3 separate regions of the Mus musculus genome follow, and all the other regions are linked to region 1. The links are chromatin loops, found by intact Hi-C in ENCODE. Cell type or tissue: heart. All regions are shown on one strand.

What was found. Hi-C counts contacts between places; a loop is a spot of excess contacts. Peaks named below come from ENCODE experiments on the same cell type or tissue, not always from the same donor. Only the 100,000 strongest peaks of a DNase experiment are listed, where the experiment ranks them.
Region 2: a loop joins it to region 1, with 5 times the contacts of the local background. A loop is called at or near these places in 5 of 42 quality-filtered maps.
Region 3: it touches region 1 in a loop (6-fold over the local background); 3 of 42 quality-filtered maps call a loop at or near these places.

The regions. Positions count from the first base shown.
Region 1 is chr6:55,241,219-55,249,218 of GRCm38, reverse strand. The region is part of intron 5 of Mindy4 (MINDY lysine 48 deubiquitinase 4); the gene reads right to left. Among named protein-coding and RNA genes, the nearest start is that of Mindy4, 42 kb to the right of the region's middle. In heart, no CTCF peak of the experiment used is centred here; DNase peaks (open chromatin) are centred at 2,108, 2,548, 3,318 and 7,528; H3K27ac peaks cover 906 bases.
Region 2 is chr6:55,321,822-55,329,821 of GRCm38, reverse strand. Gm38819 (a long non-coding RNA gene) reads left to right here and starts at 1,427. Exons shown (of 2, transcript XR_869121.2): 1 at 1,427-1,643; 2 at 2,649-4,186. In heart, a CTCF peak has its summit at 4,886; DNase peaks (open chromatin) are centred at 2,321, 3,321 and 4,781; H3K27ac peaks cover 349 bases; H3K27me3 peaks cover 1,002 bases.
Region 3 is chr6:55,351,514-55,359,513 of GRCm38, reverse strand. No RefSeq gene overlaps it. Among named protein-coding and RNA genes, the nearest start is that of Aqp1, 19 kb to the right of the region's middle. In heart, CTCF peaks have their summits at 672 and 3,365; DNase peaks (open chromatin) are centred at 1,633 and 3,223; H3K27me3 peaks cover 383 bases.

The DNA of each region.
Region 1 (8,000 bases):
AAGTAAATATTATTAGCAATAAACCTACTTGTTACAGAATTAAAAAGGGGAAACGTACCCACCATGAATCTCTGTACTCCTAACAACCCTCCCAAAATACAGGAACAAAGCTTTGACAGAACAAAGGATAAAGGGTTTACCTGTGAGCACAGTAGGAAGTCTTAGCACACCTCTCAGCAAACCATACCTCAAACAGGGAAAAAAACAACTAAGAATATTTAAAGGTCAAAATAATATGCGTGATTTAACACAGCCAACTATTAAACAATATATATCCTTGGTTCGTCCATACGGCTTTAATTACAAAAGCTGCACATAAACAAGCTGCAATTTTCAAAATATTCCAAGCTGTATTTCTGACTGCAAAGAATTCTTTTTTTTTTTTTTTTCAGAAATCCAATAATAAAGATAGCTCCTCTACAGTCCTCCAAAAAAGACATTAGTAATGCTAAAGAAATGATAGTAGACGTTAGAACTATTTCAAACTGGCTACACAGAAAACTCAGCTCTGGGACGACGCCGTTACATGGTTAACAGCGGGTAGTGAGTGTCATAAGGAACCTGTTATTGTGGAAAGTTTACAGCAAAGAGCCAAGTCCTGAAACAGCAGGAAAGTACGTACAAGACTTACAGAGAGTAGAGCGGTTCAGCAACCCCCAAAGCTGGTTTCCTGAGGAGACTACCAGAGGTGCCCCCTGGGGGGATCCATCTGCTAGCCTGATTCATCATAACTGACAAGGAGAAAGGACAGGGTAACCAACAATACTAAGAGGGCAAGACAGGGGTTAAAACATTTTAAACAGAATGTCTTCAGAGAGAAGCAGATAACCAAGGTCAAAACAAGGTATTTGAAAACTAGCAAACCAAACTGGACAGTTCTTCTAGAAAGATCTCAAAATTAGGCTGGTGAGATGGCACGGTAAGTAAAGGTACTTGCCATACAAACCTGGTGACCAGAGCTCAGGCCCACTTAAAGCTAGAAGAGAGAACCCATTCCACACTGCTGGCCTCCGGAGCGCTGTACACACACCACAGCACATGCATAAGCACACACACTTACACACACAAAACAATACTTAATTTAAAAGAATAAAATCACAAAATTGCCTCAAGAAGGAACAGGAAATCTGAAACTATAATCTCACCAGGCAGGATGGGTCGTGCCTGTGGCCCCAGCATGCACACAGAGGGACTGGAGGCCAGAGAAGCACTCAAGCAATAATTCAAGAGCAGCCTGAGCAACGTGTGTGCATGGTTCTTGCCGATTTGTGCCACCAAATGAGATATAACTCTCCCCGGTTTCCACTCTGAATGTGGCGTTTCTGATCCAGGGCCCAACTTGGGTAGGAGTTTCAGGAGAGCACCCCTGAATCTCTGCAAGGGAGACAAGTTACTCACTTCTTTGTGCAACTGTTTTCTTATTGATTAAAAAAAACAAAAACAAACAAACAAACAAAAAAAACCTTCCCTCAAAGAAGGCTGTATAAACTAAGTGGGTGACTGTATCGAGTAAATAAAGAGCACAGGCACACACATGCATGCACACACACACAGCAGCTGCTAGGCACTACCTGAGATGATGGCAAAGGGCGGTGCAAATACAACAACCTCCAGGAAACTCACACTTGCCCACCTAAGTGCGAGTTATGAAATGAAACACTGAGCAATTGCACTGACCATGAGTGTCAAGGAAAGTATGACCCCTCAAGGACGCAAGACTTTAACGGTAGAAAATTTAATGATGTAATTCACACCAACTTATGAGAGATTTAAAATATGAGATAACTGATGCTGAAAAGGAACCTGATAAAAACAAATACCATAGACATTCCTAAAGAAGGGACAGGCTCAAGGGACAGAATGGCTTTTCGAATACTATGCAACATTCCCTGCCTTAGGAACATGTCCACATCCACACGACTATGTGTCCCACTCAAGGTACACCAGAGGCACGCAACAAGGGCAGGGACGCTGTCGGTGAGAGCCAGACAGGAATCTGGCAGAGTAGTTAGGACCGCACAGACCAAACAAGACTGACATGGCTGGCTGCATAGCTAATCAAGTCTCGCCCCACCCCCATTTTACCTGCGGTGTCTCTGAGATTGCTCTAAGGATGCTAACATATGGTGCTCCTGGCTTCAGCCCTTCAGACACATCCTATCCCAGACCCCTCATGAGCAGCTGCATGCTGCTCTTTTCCTTCGTTCCCAGCAGAACCATGCTCTTAAAGACTGCTCTGTGGAGAGGCAGCTGCCTTGGAGCGTCCCGTCCTCAGACCTGCTGATACGAAAGGCTTTTAAAAACCTCTGGGTTCTCCACGGCAGAGGTTCCTTTGCTTTTCCCTTTCACCTTGCTGTTCCCCATTTCTCTGGCTTCCTATGTGGTCATGGATGAAGTCCCTGTGGGAAGGTGGAGATGCGGTGCTGAGGTTGGATGCAAACCATGCTGGGAAGCCACCTGTTGGGGTTACTAACAAGCTCATGAGAGGAAGGAAGCTCCTGACCATCTCACCACTGGGGGCCAGGGTGAAGAATGGGAGGTGTCCAAGCCTCTGGAGGGGCTTCCTCTGCCTCGCTCCACCACCAGATGATCAGCAGACGTTTTTAAAATTAAGCCACAGAGAACATGAGGTCTCGGGAAGGACTCCGGGTTATCCAGAAGTCATTGTGTGCTTTAACCATCACATTGTGTAGCTCGGGGACTTCAACAGGTCTCCACTTCACACGCTACTTGCCAGTTCCCCAAATGTCAGCCTTCAGAATAGAAAGAAAATTCCTTTCCCTCCTCTTCCTCCTCTGTTGTCATCAACGTCTTCATCGATGTCTTCTTTTTCTCCTTTCTTCTTCTTCTTCTTCTTCTTCTTCTTCTTCTTCTTCTTCTTCTTCTTCTTCTTCTTCTTCTTCTTCTTCTTCTTCTTCTTCTTCCTTCTTCTTCTTCTTCCTTCTTTTTCCTCTTCCTCCTCCTCCTCCTCTTCCTTCTCCTCTTCTTCCTTCTTCTCCTTCTCTCTTTCTCTCACCATCTTTTTCCTTTCCTCTTGAGGATGTGGAAAACCTGACTATAATTGGCTGGTCTGGTATTTCCTGTAAGAATGCTCTCTGCTTGGAACACTGTGAAAACAATCTGCCTTAACAATTCAACCCAAATAAATGATCTTCCTGCAAGTGATGAAAATCCCTAATTGGGAATTGGGCTGCATACCCAGGTCTCTCTCATCCGGGTCCATGATGACGAAGGTTGGACAAAGATAGGCATCACCCGGTGATGACAGATTGGGGGTGGGTCACTGATGGCTCTGCATCCTCCTGGAAAATCCATCTACCCAGTATCTGGCTGGGCGGAATACACGTTGTACCCTGGCCTCCTGGACCATTGTTCTTGGGGGTGATAATTGCTCAGCTTAACTCTCTTTCCGTCTGTGTCCCTCCTGAGGTGCTTTGGCACACACCCTTGACAAGAAATATGCAGAGCCCGGGCAAAATCCAAGAGCACGTCCAACACTTCTTCTTCCTGTATATCTATTCCATGAGTCAAGATGGATTCTGGAACATTCCAAGAACAAAGAAATTTACCCAAGTCTCACGTTCAGAGGGTTCTTTCAAGGGCACAGTTTGCAAAACAAAACTGTACTAGCTATGACCTTCCCTCGTATTGTACTCCTATTCTTCCACTTTGGCTCTTGGCTTCTGCATAGTTAGTAATGAATGGCTCTCCCTCTGGGAGCTCTGAAGCTCTCGGAGTTCACCAGGATGCAGCCCAGTTGACTGGAAAGTTAGAAAGCCATTCCGGACCTAGTCCAACCTGGATGTCTTAGAGCAGTGGTTCTTACCCTTCCTAGTGCTGTGACCCTTTAATACAGTTCCTCGTGTTATCGTGACTCCCAACTGCAAAATTATTTTGTTGCTGTTTCATAACTAGAATTTTGCTAGTGTTATGAACCATAATGTAAATATCTGATATGTTAACACCCCCCCACACACACACACAATGGGTTGCAACCCACAGGTTGAGAGCCACTGCCTTAGAGAAATGGACTGGGCTAGGAGGGAGCCCACTTAGAGCCCACTGCTCTAAGACATCCAGGTTGGACTAGGTCTGGAATGGCTTTCTAACTTTCCAGTCATGTTTTTCCCCAAGATCCCGGGAACAGGCAAGGCTATAGACACTCTGGTCCATTCATTTTCAAGTATCCCATGTTGGAAGCAAGAGGCCTTGGCTGCGTTTTCTTAATATTTAAATCAATTAGGAAAGGTTGCCCTTCCTTCTGGGATATATAATTCAGCAAAGCTTTGTGGTCCTCATTGTGCTGACTCTTGTTCAGGACTTGAGTTTCTGGGTGTGTCTGAGTTCCACTTCACTGTGAGACTGATGCTAAGAGGCAGATGTTCAGTACATAAGGAAAGGAGGCTGGTGTGATGGTACACGAGCTCAACCCCAGTACATGGGAGACAGAGACAGGCAGATCTCTGTGAGGTCAAAGCCAGCCTAGTCTTCATAGCTAGTTTCAGGACAACCAGAGCTATATAGAGTGTGTCTTTTAAAAAAAAATGTTTAAAACTATGTAGAGGTAATGTCACTCCAAGAGCATAAGCGTCTTCTTGGGAGAAAAGTAGTCTCTATGGGCTACATCCCTGAACAAATTCATCAAAGCATCCACGCTTCTGACTCAGACGGACAGTAAACAAAGCACAGTGATGTCAGCCCATGGCCTACTTGCATCATGGTCTTGCCACTGGCCCTCTGCACACTACTTGGGCTCCCAGATTTAACCAAGCCCACTCCTGAGAAGCTGGATGGAGAAGAATGCTGAAGAAATGATGGGAAGCCTGGCCCATGCACACTCAGGAGTAATCCAGAAGTGAGCAGGGCACATCCTACACTGCCAGGCAACACAACCGTTGATGTTACCTCTAGTTAGGACTCTACCTCCCCAGTGGCACAAAGACTCAATGGGAATGACACTTCTTGGGACATAACTTTCCAGACTTGCCTCCCAAGGATGGTCTGAGAGTCTGTGATAGAAAGGATGTCTCCATAACCTTGACCTGACCACAGGGAGATTACAGTCATCCTCTGACTTATAAAAGGTTCTCACAACCACCAGGAAGCCATTGCATAAGTGGCCTGGGTTTCCACAGTGGCTGAAAAGCTGTGTGGAGATGTTTGCTTACCTGTGAGTAAAAGCCACACTGGGGGAGTAGTTCTACTCTTACTGTCGCAATGAAGGCCAACAAATATAGCCAAGGAAGGGAGCCATGCTGAGGAGAAAGGCCGACTTTCCCTTGGCCCCATCAAACACTCAATCTACTTAGTTCTGTTTGGTTGAGTTAGCCAAAGGACAGTGTAAAACAACTTGTAGGATGATGTATTTTCATTTTGAACATGACCATTCCCTGCTGGCCATATTCATTAAAGACCTAGGAAAGGCAGGTGTGAAACAGCACTGTCAGGACCACAGGAGGAACAACCATTCGGAAAGAGACAAATGAGAAAGCAAAGCCATTCTTGTTAGATGACACTTGTGTCTCTGAGTGGCTTTCAGACGATCTGCCCTGGCCCGGATCTACCTTCCTGTGACAGTCTAGGTGTTTTAAACGCCAGCTTTGCCTTGGTGGCAGCCACTGACTGCTTTCCCAGGCACCTGCACAGCAACTCTCAAGTCAAATTCTCACACAGTCCTGTGTAAGCACAGGGACTTTCAGTCTTATTTTTACAAATGGGGACACTGAGTCTCAGGCTTCAGCTGTCCCCTATAAATCCATCTCCCACTCATAGGTCTGTGGTGACACAGAGGAAGGGGGAAACCATACAGTAAAATGTTTCACAAAGCCCTGTCACTGAGAGGTGGGCCTTTACTTCAAGATGACCGCTTACCTCAACACTATGGAAGTGTATTAATTTCATCCAAGAATTATAATAACAACTCAATAAAGTCTGTTGTACCATTAGGTTAATGGAGCTCCAAGAGCCCGTCTTTACAAAGGGTCCTCAAAGGTATACATGCCATTTGTGATTCTTAGAGAATTTGAAAAAGGAAATGCTGTTTTGATTTCTTTCTCTTTAAAAAGTCCATCCAGCAAGGCGCAATGGTGCAAGCTTGTAATCTCTGCCACTCAGTAGGCGCAGGGCTGGAGGAGCACGAGTTCAGGGTATGCCGAGACCACAGAGTGAGTTTCATTAAACAGTGAAGAATAAATAGAATTTTTTTAAAGAAGGGACTAAGGCATTTTTCTCAGTTGGTAAAGTGCTTGTCATACAACCATGAGGACCCGAGTTCAATCCCCAGCAGTCATGTACCAAGCTGGGCACAGAGCACGTGCCTGTAATCCCAGCGCTAGAGAAGCAGCCAGGCACATTCTCGGGGCTTGCTGCCAGTCAGCCTAGGAAAATGGGCAGGTGCTAGATCCAATGAGAGACCCTGTCTCAAGAAATAAGGTGGAGAGCAAAAGAGGAAGATATCCAGTGTTGCCCTTTGGCTTCCATACACACTAGCACACACTAAGCACACAAACATACCCATGACATTTTCAAAGTTGAAAGGACGTGGAAGGGAAGCTCAGTGGTCAAGAACCTCCCCAGCATGACTAAAGCACAGGGGTAGAGACCCATCCCACCTGTACAAAGTTCAATGATAGAGACCTGCCCGGCGTGTGCAAAGCTGGGTTTAACAATCAACATAAAACAAAAACAAGAACAGGGAAGAACTCTAAAGGCCACCCAGACAGTGCACGTCTCAGGCCCAGGAATTCTGAGACTGTCTCTGAAAGTGACCTAAGTCCAGGATTGGTTTGTGGTAGTAAGGACTGAAAGCAGAGCCTTGGGCATGCTGAGCAAGAGCTTTGTCCTTGGGCTACCACTCCAGCTCCTTCCCACCCCGACCCTTACCCCTTTCTTGACACAGGGTCTACTACATCGCTTTGACTGAGCTTTGGACTCGTTCTTTAGCCAAGCAAACCTTGAGTATGTCTCTCAAGTAGCTGGAATTGTAGGCCTTCCCCACAAGGCCTGGCTCTGGTTTTTTTTGTTTTTTGTTTTTTTTTGGTTTTTGGTTTTTTTGTTTTTTGTTTTTTCATCTTTTTATTCCTTTAACCCCTGGAGTACATGACTAATTGTAGCTGCTGGGATGACCAGAGGTCTCGTTAGGCACACAGGCCCAGGGAAGCAGCTGTCTTTCGCCAATTTGGACAGAGAAACCAAAACTGGTCCCTTCAGTTACTCCCTCTTCCACCCCACACTGCCCATCATGGAAAAAGAACCTCCAGGAAATTTTGACCTACTCTTAAAGCACAGAGCACAGACTGTCTTCCGGATGGATGTTTCTTAGAAGGAGGAGCGGGAAAAGGCTGTCCCAAGCTCATTAACCTTGTGAGAGTGAGCATCATGCTACCTAACACACACAAACCAGGGAGCTGTGGAATTCTCCTGAGTAAGCCAGCCCCGACTTAGAACCAGCTCACTCTGGGCTAAAATTAGATGTGTCCCCGAGCCAGCTAAGCTGCCTCCTGTGCCTCTCCTGGCAGCCAATTTCACTAGAAATGAGGTGTGACTACCCCTGAGTCCAAACTGGGGATCCCTTCCCTCTCTGCCCCCCCTGTGTCTAAGGCAGGTCCCCACTTACTGAACACAGGCAGCTTGCATGTGGGAAGCCTGGCAGATCGGGGACTTACTGAGAAACTGAGACATGGCAGAGAAACGAGCTCTTCAAGGTTGGTCTGATAAGTGGCGGTTCAGAACTAAAACTCTCTCTGGGTCCCAAAGCTGGAGAGCACACAACTGCCTCAAGAAGTCAGTACATGGGGATTTCAGATTTTCACATTTCCTGTCTGGATCCCTTAGTGGAAACAGACTTCATGGGAGTTTGTAAGGAAGCGTGGGTGGGTGTATGGGGCGGGGGTGGGGGTGACGCAAGCAACACATTCTCTTTTAACCTCAACAGTAAAACTTCTGCCAAAGCCTGGTGTGTTGGTTCATGCTTTGAATCCCAGCAGGTGGAAGGCAGAAGC
Region 2 (8,000 bases), 81 kb before region 1:
CAGACAGGATATCTGGGGAACATTCTCAAAGCTGAATGGAAGTAGGCATCCTCTAACCCATCAGCCAGCCAGTGCCAAAGTGAGTGCTAGGCTTCTTTGGAGTAAAGACAGGGCAGGGCACCTATGAGAACATTCTTGTTCATGCTTTATCTCCTCAGGATCATGAAACTGTGAGCCAGGCTAGTGGGCTGAGTTCTAGGGGTGGGAGGTAGAGTGAGTAGGGCTGGTCCCTCCCCATTGCCTTGGAGACCCCTCCCCCTGTATCCATCTGAGCATTCTATTCATGTGAAGCCAACATTCCTGGAGCCCACCAGGCCAGCAAGAGCATCTCATACAGGCAATTGCTGTCTCATCTAATAAGAAAATGATGAGATGATCCCGGCTGTAAAGCCTATCTGGGTCCAGCCCCCAGATCCATGCATATTCCTCCTGCTTTGGGGTATAGCTCTGCTACTGTGTCCCTTGGTCCTACCAAATCACTCTCGAGACTCCCTGTCATCGGCTCCTAAGCTCTCCAGGAGTTCTGTGTTGAGCTCCTTCCCTGACTCTGAGGACATCTGAGCATGAAGGCAGCTGGGGCTTTGATCACTACAACCCCATTGCATATAGGTAAACTGAGTCTACAGACTCAAGTGACTCCTCAAATATCATACAGAGAAGGCCACCGCCTCTCTCTGCCAGACAGAGTGGCTCTAGCAGGGTACTGGGCACACCAAAAAGGACCTGCCACTTCATGAGCTAGAAATGGCTCATCCGCTCCTTTCTGGTCACTCTCATGACTTAGCATGGGTGATCACAGGTACCAGAGCCCTGGTCTGCAAGCTGTAGGGAGCCCACACTCATGAGAAAGATGGAAGAGACCAGGGCACAGAGAGATGTCATTGGAAACTGGTTGGTTGGTGAGGCAGAAAGAAGCCTTAGAGGCCTTCCTGGAGGTGGCAGGGTTTGAACCACAGATGGTTTGGAACTGAAGGGTTACAAATACATTATCAGACGAGAAAGCCCCCTTGGTGAGTCCTGTCCCTGACTGATGTATCTTCCCTTCCAAGCAGCCTACTCCATGGCAGTTACTGAGTCCTAGTTACTCAGCCACCTGTTCCAGGGCTGCACATCAAGGCCATAGTCTAAGTGTGTTCTTCACCTCCCCACGGTAAGTAACAGCTCTTTAGAGAAGAATGGGGACTCGAGGGTCTATCTCCTCAAGTTGCAGCTTCTTGGGGGGCCTCTTCAGGTCTCTAGAGCTGGTTTCCCTATCCTAATAGCAGGACAGCTCCTAAGCCTGGCATGATCACCGTTTCCCTGCTTGTTACTGAAGAAAGCCTGTCATCACAGAGGACAGCCAGTCCCTCCTTATCTGGGGGGCATCCTGCTTCATCCTTAAGAAACCATGTTGTAGAGTACACAGTGTATGCAGAAAGCTCCCACACTTCTTGGAACTCGACCATGCCAGAGCAAAGTCTAAGGGTCAGACAAAGCCAGGCTGATTTTGCACAGACCAGAGGGCTACCAAGAAGCTCGAAGGTGTCTGGAAGTTGCAGAGGACAGAAGAGAGCCATAACAGGCATTCCTTATGAAACTGTCACATCTGTTCTAGAAACATCCATCGAAGGAGTCACCAGTACTTCTCAGCTCTTCACAGGAATGTGAGTTCTCTAGGCGCTTTCTTAAACTGCAGCCTCTGGTTCCTAAGTCTGACTGGGACTTAGAGTTCCACGTTCTAACAGGCACCCAGGGAATGCCAACTTGTCCCAGAGCTACACCATAAGCCGCAAGGGACTGAGTTGTTAAGATTCCCAGACACAGCCAGCTGTTTACCCAGAGATTGAATACAATGTATTGTTAGTTCCATCTGAGCAGCTAGCCATTGAAGGAATGGAAAGAGCTGTTTGATAGTTCTTACTTTGAGATAGCCAGTGCTGCTGTCTGTTATCAGTAGAAAGTATTTTCCTGATTCTGGCTGCCAGGGAATTGACTAAACATATCTTATAGTCAGAGACTTGAAGAGTAGCTGGTGCACCCATTGGGTGTGCTACGGGAGGGACTGGGGCTCAGTAAGGTAATACGCTAATCCAAAAGATGGTTCAGAAACGATGACGTAGTGCTCTTAGTTCCCACCCTTGCCAAAATTGACACTCGTGCTCGGGGTGGGGGTGGGGGCGTGGACACGACATCTACACACTGCAAACTGGCTTGGACCCAGCCAGCCGAGCACTCCATCCATAAACAGGATGGAATGTAGGCCTATGACGCTCCATCATGTAACCCTGCAGGGGATGGGCGAGACGCAGGCCCGAGGATAGGAAGTGGTAACGTGGGTCTTTGGGCAGTGGAAGAGCCCCGCCTCTTCTCTGCAGACTGGAAAGGTTTCCTAGGAGGGAATATGGCAATAGATTTGTTTATATCAAGGAAGGGAGGTGGTGGTGTAGGGAGAGGAAGGTCCAAACAGACGGAGGGATAAGGCTGGCCTTCTAGCCGAGCCAGGCTCAAACAAGGTTCCCATGAGGCCTCTTTGCTTTGGCTGGGTTTGACCTTAAGAGAGGGACTTTAAAAGAGGGGCTCAATGCCTTGCTATGTGAGTCTGTGTTCTTCCCACTCCTCAAACTCTTAGCAGCAGCGATCTCTGCAACCCCTTCCTCGGCTCTGTACAGATAAGGAGGCCCAAGCCGGTCTAGAACACACTGATGGAGATGCTGGAAGGTGGAAAGGCTAGAGGCTCTGCTGGAGGAAGCCTTCTCCTCCCCGCTGGCCAGTCGAGTGTGGGAGCAGAGCTGAGGAGTCAGCTCTCAGAAGGTGAGTGTGAGCACAGGGTGGTAGGACAGAGAGAGAGGAAAGACCTAAGCAGGTCCATGCTGAGGGGCCATGGGGAACTTCTGCCTAGCCCCCTTTAAAATACATTCTTACCAGGTACACTCAAGTGACCCGAGAAGGTAACAGAGAGCAGGTCCTATGCACTCAACTGTCCTTGGCACACGCCCATCCCTTCCTAGACTCTCATGTGGAAGCAGCTTTCTAGCCCCTGATGATGTTCCAGAACAGGGAACAGGAGATTATTGGAGGTGCAACCCCAGCTGTGTGTGCTGTGGCCGGGGAAGAGGGGAGGCTCTTGGCAGGTTCTGAAGTGGTTTGGAGTGATAGGAAGCAGGCTCACAGATACCTAGGACTCGGCTAGCTAGCTGGCTTCCTCCGGGGTCTGTGGGCTGCTGATCTGTCACTCCCTAGAATGCTCACTGTTGAGGAGAGGGCTGAATTGAAGGAAAGACCAGGCTCCCACACAATAGGGCCTGGGTGTGGAATCAGGACACCCAGATACACGAGCTCCCAGAATCTCAGGAAACCAGGGGAGATAAGAGGGGAGGGGCTGCAGGAAACTCCACCCACCCTCAGCCAGGGAGATGTTCTAGAGCACCCACTGCTCCTGCACAGAGCGGCTGAGCAAGGAGGGAGGGTGAACATCACAAGACTTAGTTTCCACATCTGGCCCCAGGACCTCCAAGACTGCACCCAGAGCTTGTCATGGTGGCCTCCAGTCTCATTCTCAGAAGTGGTCACTGCGGGGAACAAAGGCCAGCATCAGGGCCCATCATCTGGCCCATTCTCGTTTTCTAAACTAGAGACCAATGCCTGGTATGGGGAGGACCAAACAACAGAAGGCATTTCTCCACACGGCCCAGGAGCCACAAGAGGGCAGGTCAGAGGTGTCAAAGGGAAAATGGCCGCCATTTGGGAGGGGACTTTGGGGATGATGGGGTCAGACTCTTCTTCTCCAGGATTCAGCCAGCACGCATGAGGTCCAGGCAGCCTCATTCATGGAAACATCTCATATGGTCACGTCTGCATCTCAGGCCCTCCGTCTAGCTCTCAGGAGCAAGACTGAGCACTTCTAGTTGCCTGCTCTATTCTAAGCACTCTGCAGCGTCTACACATCAGAGGAGCGATATGTGCTCCCATTGTTGCCATCCCAGGAGTTGAGAAACTGAGGCACAGTTATTTCACTTGTTTGCTTTTTTGTTTGCACTGTGAGGCAGTCTCTTGCAGTGTGTATTCACCTTGTATTTGCTTTGTAGCCAAGGACAACCTTGAATTTTTGATTCTCCTGACTCCATCTCCCAAATGTTGGGATGACAGGTTTATGTAGTAGTGGGAGTTGAATTTAAGACTTTAATATCAATTGAGCTACAGCCCCAAACAGTTGTTGTGTAATTTAATTCGGATGACATAAATGGGAAAAAGGGGACTAAGACTTAAACCAAGCAAATCCCAAGTTCCAAATCCAAAACACACCAGTGTCCCATCTCCCTATTTTGTCTTATAGCACACAGCCCATGACTGGTGCAGCAAGGACCCCCCCAAACCCAGGATGACAACAGCAGGGGAGACAGATGTGGGCCTCTGACCCAGGGCTCCTGGGTCAACTTGACACCAAACAAGGGTCAGAGTTCCATCCTGGGGCTGCAAGTTTGATGACGGAATCTCCTGGTCCTCGGGGATTGAGCATTTTCTGCAATGGCCTCTGAAACCCCAGACAGCCAGAGGGTAGTGGGGGGCTCACAGCTTCAGAACACAGATAAGGGCACCAAGTGACCCCATAGGAAGAGCTTGTCCACGGGACTGAGAACCATCCTGCCTGGCTGGCTATATTCTGTAACACTGACCTTCAGGAGCCAAGCAATTCTTGCCATCAGACCCAAGGTCAACAACAGTGAGGGAAACAATGGGCAGGGGGTCCAGGCATGGACAGAATCTGAACAAAGGCTTGGCACCTCCCCAAGCTGAGGCCCCTCCTTTGTGGTTTGCCAAGGCAGGCAAGTAGAGGAAACCTTCATCTGAGGCTGGGATGTTTTACAGACTGTTCCTGGAAGACCTGTGGCTGCCCAAGCAGCCAACAGAGGGGGCAGCTGCTCCAAGCCAAGCTTGCTTGCCTAATAGGAATGACAGTGGGACTTGAATCCAGGACATGGCCCCATGCACCTGGTTCCTAGGCTGCCCCATTCTCTCCCACGTGGTCCTTTAGCCTTAGTGCTGAAGTTGGTCTCTCCTCTACAGTCTACTGTCCACATGGTTGGCGTCTTATTCTCAAGACAGCTTGGAACCGCCTCTACCCTAAAGCCTTCCATGGGTCCCCAGTATTCATGGAAGAAGCAAACCCCTCAACCCATTTAAAGTCCTTTTTGATTCCTTTCTGACGTCTTTAGCTCCCATCATCCCTAGATTCCTCGGTTCCTTCCACCCAATAGCTGTGTCCCTGCTTCTCCTAGCCCCACCACAGTGTGAGCGGTGCACTCTCTGCTCCACCCAGTCATCCAAGAAGGGCTTGCGAATGTGTAGGGCACAGGTCAGGAGATCGATAGTGAACAACCGTTCCTCAGTGTAAGGTTCCCATGCAGCGACTGTTTACACTCTGTCCTCAGGTAATTATTAATCATGGCCCCAGTGCTTCCCGTGCCGGGTCGGGAAGGGGCAGGGAAGGGCAAGGCTCAGGGATGGTATTGACACCAAGTGTCTCAAGCACCTTGAAAGTGAGCGGACCACAGGGAGGTGGTCAGGCACTGTGCTTATCGCCAAGAGCTCTGAGGCTTCCTGGAGAAGTTGAAGTTTGTCAGACTTCATGGACTCAGAGAACTGAAAAAAAAAAAAAAAAAAAAAAAGGATAAACACCCAGGATCACCCTTATCAGAGCCCACAGGAAAGGCGGTAGGTTTAATCTCAGAACAACCTGAACCAACGGTTTAGATGCCCAGCCCCAGTGTTCGGTGACAGGCTGTTAGTGGAGACACACTTCGGGGAGTGACAGGGCAGGGCACTCTCAAAGCGTGTAGCTATAACCTTCAGCTGGATTTGTACATGAGCAAAGAGGGAAGGAAGAGCCCTGGGCCAAAGGAGAAGAGAAACAGCACAGTGCCTACGAGGTGGGCTGCACATGTGTGTGCACGTGCGCGCGTGTGTGGTGGCATCCGTGTTAAGGGGAGCCTGTTGACCATGACCCTCTGCCAAGGATCTGGGGTGGTGGCAAAGAAGTCAAAAGCATCATGAAAGTACCTCAGGGGCTTCCCAAGGCGGGCTTTGGAGACAACCCATGTGATTGGTAGGGAGTGACAGCTGAACCTGGGAAACGGAAGGCAAGGCAGGACCCAGCCATAGTAAGGAAGGCTTCAGTAGTGACAGATTCGTGGGGAAGTGAACACTGCGGCTGTGATTTTTAGGTGGGCGGAGCTCATGTCACGCTGGAAGGGAGGCAGGAAGAACACGGGAAGAAGCAGGCTCAAGTATCACCTGGTGGTCTGGCTCCAAGAGCCTGCCACTAAAGAAAAGTGCCTCAGTTTCCCCACCTGCAGAGACAGGCAAGGTCTTTAGTGACTCTCTTGGAGAAAAATGGTGCATAATAGGTATTTGTGGGACTGGGCACAGGAGAGAAAGCATGGTGAGGCCACCTGCAGGCTATGGCCACCGCTCAACCCTCAGCCTGTCTGGTGGGATCCTGAGCCCTCTCTGCAATTGTTACCTACTAGAAGCTTAACACAAAAGCCCTGGCCATGTTATGCCTGGCTATGCCATTTACCCGCCAACCCCCCATCCTGAAGTGTGCATGGAGCAATCTTCACTATCACACATGCTTGGCATTTTTGCCTGATAATCACATCTCTCACAGCCCCATGAGGAGTAGGGCATGATTAGGGAGGAGGGAGGACTCTGGTAGGTGGAGCCAAATACCTGCCAAGAGGCTTGGCAGCCTAATTTGATTGCCTCCTGTAACTCTGAGGATCCTTTGAAGGTTTGGTGGCTGTGTTAGGGTCCTCCACAGGACATAACCACTTAACCCATGCATGCACTCCTTACCTGTGATGCCCTCCCACCAGCAGTCTACTTCTCCCCTCACCTGAATGGATAGAGACCTGATAGGTCTCTGAGCAAATCCCCTTTTCAAGGGAAGTGCCCCACTCTGGCCTATATGGGGTCCTCGTCTGCTTTTGGCTCCCAACAGTGGTCCTCTGAGAGGACCTCTGTTCTTCCAGGATGAGACAGACATTGGGACTGCCATGTCTGTCTGCTCACACCGTCCTTCAGTCTGGAATGATCATTCTCTCAGTTATTCACTTGTGCTTTAAGGCCCAGGGTAGTAGCTTGGAGAAGTTTCTTCTTTGCTGATTGAAGAGATTGGCAAGCAGCATCTATTGAGCCCCCACAATGTGCTGGGACCTGTTTGGGCCCTATAGTTAGCAAGGGTGTCTTGTATAGAGGCATCAGATGCAAGGGCAGAAAGGGCTATGTCTTTGCTCCTAAAGCCAAGTAAGAGAGTCCCCAGGAGAATTTCTGTAAAGCTTGCAGCAGACTTCAGAATACATCTCCAAGTAGATCAACAGAAAAACAACTACAACTCCTTAACACACATGTATGTGAGTGAGCATTTACAATTTTAATACTGGTTGGGAAAAGGCTATGGGCCACAGAAGCCCACCCATTTACTTCATCCCTAGAAAAACAGTGTACCCAGACAGACGGTGATGGCACACACCTTTAATCCCAGCACTTGGGAGGCAGAGGCAGGTGGATCTCTTTGAGTCTGAAGCCAGCCTGATCTACAGAGCAAGTTCCAGGTCAGCCAGGGCTACACAGAAAAACCCTATCTCGAAAAAACAAAAAACAAAACAACAAAAAGAATTGTCTAGCTCCTGCCCTCTGGAGCATGGCACTGGCACCTGTTTGCTACCACACCACACAACATTGACGGTGAATGTCACCCAGGGCCCTGTCAGGCACATGGTAAAATGGAAGCAGGAGTCACCACAATGTACAAGTATGTGGTGGTTAGATGCAAGAGCCACCACAGTGTGCATTATGAAGAGAGATAGACATGGAGACTGGAGGGTGGAGAGGAGTAGTCTGTTGTGAGTGACCAGCCCTGTCAACCCGGAGCCATGGGAGGTCCAGGGCCATGTCTGCATCTGTGGCTATGCAGCTGCAGGGATCAGTGTGGATGCCCATGGCTCGTATTACCACTAGAG
Region 3 (8,000 bases), 110 kb before region 1:
AGGAATCAGACTCGGTATAATTCCTCCCGCGTGCAAGCCTACAGGAACTGAGCTCAGGCAGCAGGGAAGCTGAGAGGTAGCCAGGGCACACGGGGGGGGGGGGGGGGGACGACATGAGTGGAGAGTAAAGAGCCAGGGAGGAACTATTTGGGGATACTACGGAAGCTACAGGGACCATGATCATGGTTATGCACACTGGGTAAAATCCACTCAATAAGTATCATTAAAATGCATAGGTTTTAAGAGAAAAACAGAAAGTGCAGAAGTCGTTTTTTTTTTTAACCCAATGTTTATATATATAAGTGTCTGCCTGAATGTCTATATGTTCCCAGGGACAGAGAAGGGAGTGCTGTAATGTGGGTAAACCGCCAAAACAAGCATTATCTTTTACTCCAATATTCTTGTGTGTGTGTGTGTGTGTGTGTTTTTAATTATCTGGACATTACATATACAATTACATTTAAATTGTGGCAGTAGCGAATGGTAGGGCTTTTCTACCACACTGGGTGGGTACTAGAGATACCAGGGTGAAGTATTTCTACCCATCCCATAAACAGGTGGATTTTTTTGATAGTGGGCAGTTTCCTTCTCCCTGGCACAGAGAGCAGCCTAGTGTCTGCAAAGCTTAGCTGAGACTTTTTGGTCCCGCCTGCATCCACTACCCCTAGTGGTGAAACTGAGCAACTACATCTCTTTCTAGCTACAGACTCCAGATAATTTCCCAATCAATTGTCAAGGGTCCCAAACACTTACCCAGGCTGGGGTGGAGCCTTAGACATGGACAGCCTCAGGGGGTTAGCTGCTTCTGGATACTTGGCTCAAATGGCTTTTTGACGCAGCTCACGGGTCGTACTCCGGGTAAGATCAGAGCAACCATAATTCCTAGATTTGCTCCCATGTTGCCCTCCTTCCAGAGAAAAGAAACAGTCTAGAACAGCGGTTCTCAACCTGTGGGTCACAGGATTATATATTAGGTATTTACATTACAATTTATAACTAGAAAAAATACAGTTATGAAGTAACAACAAAAAAGTGTATGGTTGGGGGGGGGGGGTCACCATGACATAAGGAACTGTATTAAAGGCTTGCAGCATTTGGAATGTCGAGGTGACTGGTCTAGAAAAAGCAGGGACCCTGGCACCTGGGAACGGATAGCCCAAAGGCACATTCCTCATCCTCGGCATCTCTTCACCATAGCTAAGCAGCTGCTGGCCACTCTCTCCTGATTCCTGTGGTGACCCAGCCTTCGTGGGTCACTCTCAGAGATACTTCTGTCCAGAGTTTAGTGTGTCTTCTGTCTTAGAATTAAGGGTCAAAATTGGGGTCAAGGTAAAGGCTAGACTTCTATGGTATGAATTTCTAGGGTTCATGTACTGGACATTGAAGGCCCAGAGTTACCTGTGAGAAGCAAGGAGGTCCCAGAGGAAGAGCATTCCAGTTTCCCCAGAGAGGGTGGAAGGACCACGCTATATCTGTCCTTGACCATGTCCACTCAATGCCACCCTGCCCAGACCCCTGCTTCATTTCCTGGAACCCCCCTTCCTTTTCTGCCAGTATCTGGTCAGGGTAACTGCTAAGGGGGTGGAGGTGAAGGGCAAGGTAGCTGCGAGAGGCAAGGGTGAGGAGGAACGCTGGCCTCCAGCCAAGCCAGGCGATGTGGGAACAGTGTCACTTTGTTTTCCTCTAGCGGAAGAGTGCTTTGATGCGTACATGGGTAACTCATTCTTTTATAAACTTCCAACTTCTCCACAGACTTTGCCCTCCTCCTAGCAGCGGGGACTCCTGTGACTTGGACAGTCTCAGCTGTCCCTTGCATGTGCCCTGTGTGGATAGTTTGCAGGAGAAAAGGAGGTTCTCTAAGTGGTGGTAAAGCAGTCACGGCATAATAGCTTAAAGAACCCAGGGAGGAGTGTGCCCAGAGCACTGTGGGAGCATCCTGAGGGGAGAAACCCCAAGCCCCCGCAGAGAAAGAACAAGAAGGGCTACAGGTTGAATTCCAGCTGGCCCTGACTCCTGGGCACGGCAGGAAAAGCAAGGGAAAAAACCTTTCCCTTGTTCGATTTCTGGGCAGAGACACTGAGAACCAGAGAGGAGAGCAGACCTATCCAGGGCCACACAGCCCTGAGTCACACAGGACTCAGGCCCAGGCCAGTGCCCCAGGGCCAGGCACTCCACTTAGAGCCATGGTGGGATCCACAAAGTGAGGCACCTCCAGGCCAAGCCCTTCCCACTTTCTCCTTTAGTTCTGTTTCTTTTCTTTCTCCACTCTGCATTGTCGCCCCCTGTACTTGGGGAAAATAGTTGCCTGGGGAAATGGTGACTCAACCCCACTTGGGGTTTATCCAGCCTTTAATGTATAGGTGGAAGAGAACAGCAGCTGCAGATGGGGGGAACTAAGAAAGGTGAGCCAGAGCTCTGTGGTGCCAGAGTCTAAGTCCACAATGACCCATTCTGTAGATGGAGAAACTGAGGCCACAGTGATCATTGAAGATCAAATGGTTGGTATCAGACCCCAGGTTCTAAGCCAGGCTGTCTGACTCTGCCTCATGTTGACCAGGATAGCATCAAACTCACAGTGGTTGATTTGGAATTCCTAATTCTCGGGCATACCTCAATGCCCAACTATATATTTTATTTTATATTATTTTTTATTTTCTAATGAAATAAATAATTGAAGTGCTTGGGAAAGCTGAAAGAGGCAAAAAATGAGAAAGTCACATTGTTCCAAGCAAGAGGGGTGAAGCCTTGAGAGAAAGAGTCAACACTGGGACACACACACACACACACACACACACACACACACACACTCATTAGCTCCCTCCTTTTCCTGAGCACCTGGTGCTGAGGAGCCCTTCCTTCCATTTACAAATCTAGAATGTATCCTGGTGTGGTTCAGAGAGCCTGGAAGACTTGGGAGAGGAGAGCAGCCCTAATCCCTCTGGGAGTACATGGGGCTGGGCCAGGACTTTGCCACTTGAGCTTCCTTCAGAGCTTCTGGGCCTGGGGCTTGGTGGGGTGCAGTGGGGAGAAGGTGACGGAGGAGGAATGATGACAGTCAGTTCTGATCTGAGGAGGAGCCTGTTTCTTGGGGAAGGGGTGTAAATCCAAGGTGGGGTAGAGACCTAAGGCCTTCTGCCTCTCCCTGCAGCTCCCCTCCCCACCTCCTACCTGATTTGTCTTTGTCCCGCCCACCCTTATTTATAAACCACATGTCCCCGTGTCCCTGCCTGCCCTGCCTGTTTGTCCACAGCTTCAGCTGCTTCCCCTGATAACCCAGAGAGCAGTTCAGGGGGAACTGGGAGGGGCTCAGGGCACTTGCAGTTCAAGGATGCTTTGGTATGTCACTTCCCCTGCTGGAGAGCCATGCGTGCCTTCTTCCTATGGATTCTGAAGATGCCAATGCCTAGACCGAGCTCAAAAGTGGACAGCTGTTCTCATGTAAAATTTTAATTTCTATCATTGCCCATGAGCAATGATTTGCTGCTTAGCCAACAGCCCTGAAGTCGGTTAAGGAAAAGGAGGCTCAGAAGTGAGCTGCCTTGACATGAACACCATCAGTCGTTCTGCCCAACCGGTGCATAGATGTGGAAAGAACTCTGCCCCAGAACTCCCCAGCTTGGCTCCAGATATGGATCAGTCTGCCTTTTCTCGCATCCTCGGGCTTGTTGCCTAAATTCTCTGATTTGTTCTTCATAAAATGTAAACACTGCCCCTTTAGTTTACTACCCAGCAGCCAGAATAGTGCCTGACACCTAAGGATTTCTCGGATGTCGTTAAGTACTGAATCCCTCACTCTCAGCTCATGTATCAGCATCAAACATGGCAATGTGTTTATAAAGTTCCTGTACATTGCCACACGCTGCAGGAACATTGGAGGCCTCTCTGCTCACTACTCTGAGGGCTTCAGTCAGGGATCCCCAATATCCAGGCCCAGACTCCGTTCTGAAATGCATACATACTGAGAACCGCAAACCCTCCCATCAGTTTCCGTGCGTGGCCCTCGCTCCCCAGTTATTTCACTATACCCTAGTCCTGAGTGCCAGGGAAAACTGTATTCCTGCCCTCCCTCTGGGGGCAACCAGTAATGTCTGAGCTGCAGACAACCTTCTTCTCTCCATTGTTCAATGACTGTCTCTATACCCCTGGGGACTCAATCGGCCAAAAGTGGATGGGTAGGGTTGGGAGGGTGAAGTCGAGGTAGGACAGAAGGCATGTAGATCGATCGACTCAACCACTGCATGTCTGTGCAGAGGATGAGAAGGTCTGAAGGCCTTTGAGAAAGAGGTAAGTAGGGAAAGGCCCATACTACCACATCAGGCATTAGCTAAGGCGAGCTCAGGGCAATGAGAAGGTTCTAGGCCACGGAGACTTAGTTGACTTAGATCAGAACCCTCTCACTGGCCTTAGTTTCTCATATCGCCCTCAGCTCTCACCTTGCTCCCACCTACAGATCCTAGGATGTGCCTGTCAGTAGGTACCTTCTGTTCTGTCACACTGATAAGGGCTCACCTGCTCCATGAAGTCTTGGCACCTGCCCAGCAGGAGATCAGAAACAAAAGATTAGCCTCCAGGCAGGGAGAGGAGGTGGGAAGGTCAGGAGGGCAGGGCTTTGCAAATAGGTCTTTAGAACACAACCCTCCAGCAACTTCCAAAAGGGTCGGGCCCAGAGGCTGAGGAGGCAGGATGCTGGTTTCATCTGGCTACACTGCAGGGGATGGAGAAGGACAGGCAGGCACTGGTTGGAAGGCAGCTGTCTGGACTGGGTCTTATTTCTTTGGCCAGAGTACTAAGGGGTTCTGCTACTGATCTGCTTCCAACCTTCTTCTTGGTGCTGTATTCCAGGGGACCTGAGATAAAAAGGGGGCTGCTAGTGTACCCCAGCTAAGCAGAGGCAAGATGGAGATGGAGGTTACTGGGTACCACAGCTCCCTAGGTGAAATGTTGGCCTGCATCCTCCTGAGGAGGCCAGAGAGCGGGGTCAGCACTGGATGGAACACTTCCCCCGCCCCCACCATGGGTGAAATCCCCAAGTCTGCTTAGTTGCTTTCAGATCTAACATTCTAGGCTTTTTTTTCCTTCCAAAGATCTCACCAAGGGTGACCTGGGTTGGCTTCCCACTCATATAGAAGGATGACAAGGGATGGGAGCTGGGGCTCTCAGAATCTTCTGGAAGCAAAGCCACAGCCTCCCCGAGAATTTGTGATCTAGTGTCTCTGAGCCCTACATTCCTGGAGGCAGATGTTCTGCCCCTCCCCGCTCAGGAGGCCACTGGCAGCTGGGCAATTCTTGGAGTCCGTCTCGCGTGGTCAGTGCCCTGGGCCACCCGCCACAGTTCAGGCGCATCAGTGATTCTGGGAACTTCATGAACAGTTGAACAGTCATTTCATCTCAGGGCCTAGGAATCTGCGAGGAGAGCAGAGAAGGCTCTTGGGGTCTGCAGGATGATAGAAGAGAGAAAAATTGAGATCCTGCAGAGAGAGGCAGGGGGCAAAAAGAGCAGATAAAGGAGGGCCTAGGAAGCCCTGCCCATTTCTAGGTGCAGGTGAACATGCTGGACGCAGGAAAAACACATCCTGGATGCGGACTCCAAGGTGATGTGCAGGTCAGGCCCCTGCTCATGCTAAGTCACCTGCTGGACCTGCCTCCCAAACCTGGTTTGAGTGAGACACCTGGCTAGCCCTGTCTATGCTGTACCTTCTTTGGTGTAGATTGTCAGCTGAGAAACAGGTTGAGCAAAGACACAGGTCGTCGGTATTCTTAGTAAATTTAGAATTTAGTATCTATTTCTCAGTGAAAGAAATCCTGGGGGAGGAGGGAGCAAAATGGCATTGTGTGTGTCAGTGAAGGAAAGAGATCGGTTCAGACATCTACAAAGAAGGTGGATAGGGACATTGATGTCACATGACCTGGCAAAGCTTTGCGTTGCTTGCTATGCATATAACACTGAGTAACTCTACTCAGAAGTGAGGGCTACCCTGTGGCTGCCCTCATGTCTTTCAAAACTCAAGAAAAAGAAATATGTCCTTGGAGTTCAAAGAAATGTGCAGAAGGGTGTGAGGTGGACATGGGGTATTTGTGCAATTGTAACTCTGGTAGATTCCATAGTCAGCTCAGATTCAGTGTGGGCATTCCACAGGAGGGCCTAGCAGCCCTCTGCAGTGAACTGATCACATGCAAGAGTGTGCGTGTGTACATACACGTGCACACTCACACATACATGCATCCAAACACACACACACACACACACCAAAATGACACATGAGATATATTAACAACTCAAAGGCATAAATGCCACCCATCAATTTTTAAATTAACCTAAACAAATTTTATTGTTTTCTTTGGTTTCTGTTTTCTATTTAAGTTGCATTACAAACAATATATGCTAAATTTAAAAAATAAGGAAGTTCATGTTAATAAGGTGCCAGGACACACTAGCCTATTCTAGAATGTCAGAGGCTGCAGCCAGTGTGGGCTCTGATCATGGAGGGCTTTGTCCCATTATTAATTTTTCAGGTTCACATTTTGCCCCTCTGGATTAGACTCATATGCAGAGAGTCTCTCTTCCCTTACCTATGATGTCATAACTGTAGACATTATGAGTCTGTCACTTACTTTGCAGCTGGTTTTAAAAATCTGTGCTGGCTAGTCCCCTGATAACCCAAGCTGATCTAGTTAGATGTGAACTACAGCATGAAGGTAGGTAAAGCAAATGACACCCACGCATAGAGTCGCTGGGGGCACAAGATACTCCTGTGGCCTCTGCTTGTGTGGTAGTCTCGGTCCTGGACTAGGCTGCAGATCCATAGAGGCCTAAGTCTGTGTACTCCTCAAGGATTGAACTGGACTTCCCCCAGACAGTTGACTACAGGGAAGGGTCTCTGGACAGACAGAAGGGCAAATTAAAACAGGGTATGACAGAAGATGTCCCCACTCTCCAGCACAAGTGCATGCGCATGGACACTTTGACCCTTAATCTTACTGAATGGACAACTCTATGAATTAAATTTGTTCTCCCACAAGAAATAATTACGGTATTTAAAAAAAAATGGGGACTAGAAAAGGAGTTGAATTGGTAGAGTGTTGGCCTAGCATTCATGACAGAGGCCTCAGTGTTGCATAAAATACATTTGTTGGCCCAGCACTTAGGCGGTAGAGGTTGGAGGATTAGAAGTTTAAGATCATCCTTAGCTATGGTTAGTTAAGGCTAACCTGGGGACTTTATGTCAAGCTAACTCAACCAAGTGCAGCCAAGTTGCCCTCCAGCTGCAGCTAGGTGGTGGTACCCTCTCTCTGTGCCCAGTCAGTAAGCTACAAGAAGATCAACAGAACAATCTCTGCATGCAGTGTTTCTTGAAGTTTCTGGACACCCTTTCTCACAAGCCCCATTGGACATTGGTCTCAAAGTGGGACTTGTGAAGATGACCCTGTAAGCAAAGACTTCACTTTTGGCACTAAGAATGGTAAACACCAGCACCTTTGGTCCTTGGCCTCCCAAGAATGGCCTCACCCAGCCCCCTTGCTAGGAAGCAAATTCCAATCATCGTCTTCATTGTATTCTAAACCTAAAGAAAACAAGGCATCATGCCCAGCAGCTCGTCCATAAAACATTAATCACTGTCCCCTCCTCGAGAAGCCTCTGACCAACGAAGGTATGCTCTACAGGAGCCATGGAAAAATCCTAATGGCCCCACACATGGCTTGGCCACGTTGAGGGTGGGGGCCTGGCACCGGTTCCTCCAGTGCTTTTCCAGCCAGGTTCCTCGCTGTGGTTCCAAGGATGCTGGGGACTAGCCTAGGAACCCCAAAGAAAAAGAATCTTCTACACAACTATCAGGTTCCCCAAGGTATTGTGGTCCTTAGGGTCAAGTGACAAGTGGCTACCTTGGGCCACCACACCTTCCACTGGAGCCTGCTTTGAGCCCACGGGTAACAGTGCCGAGACCAAGGCCAGTATAATAGGTCACATCTCCTCATCAGGTCATCTAGCCTAGGGTGCCTGC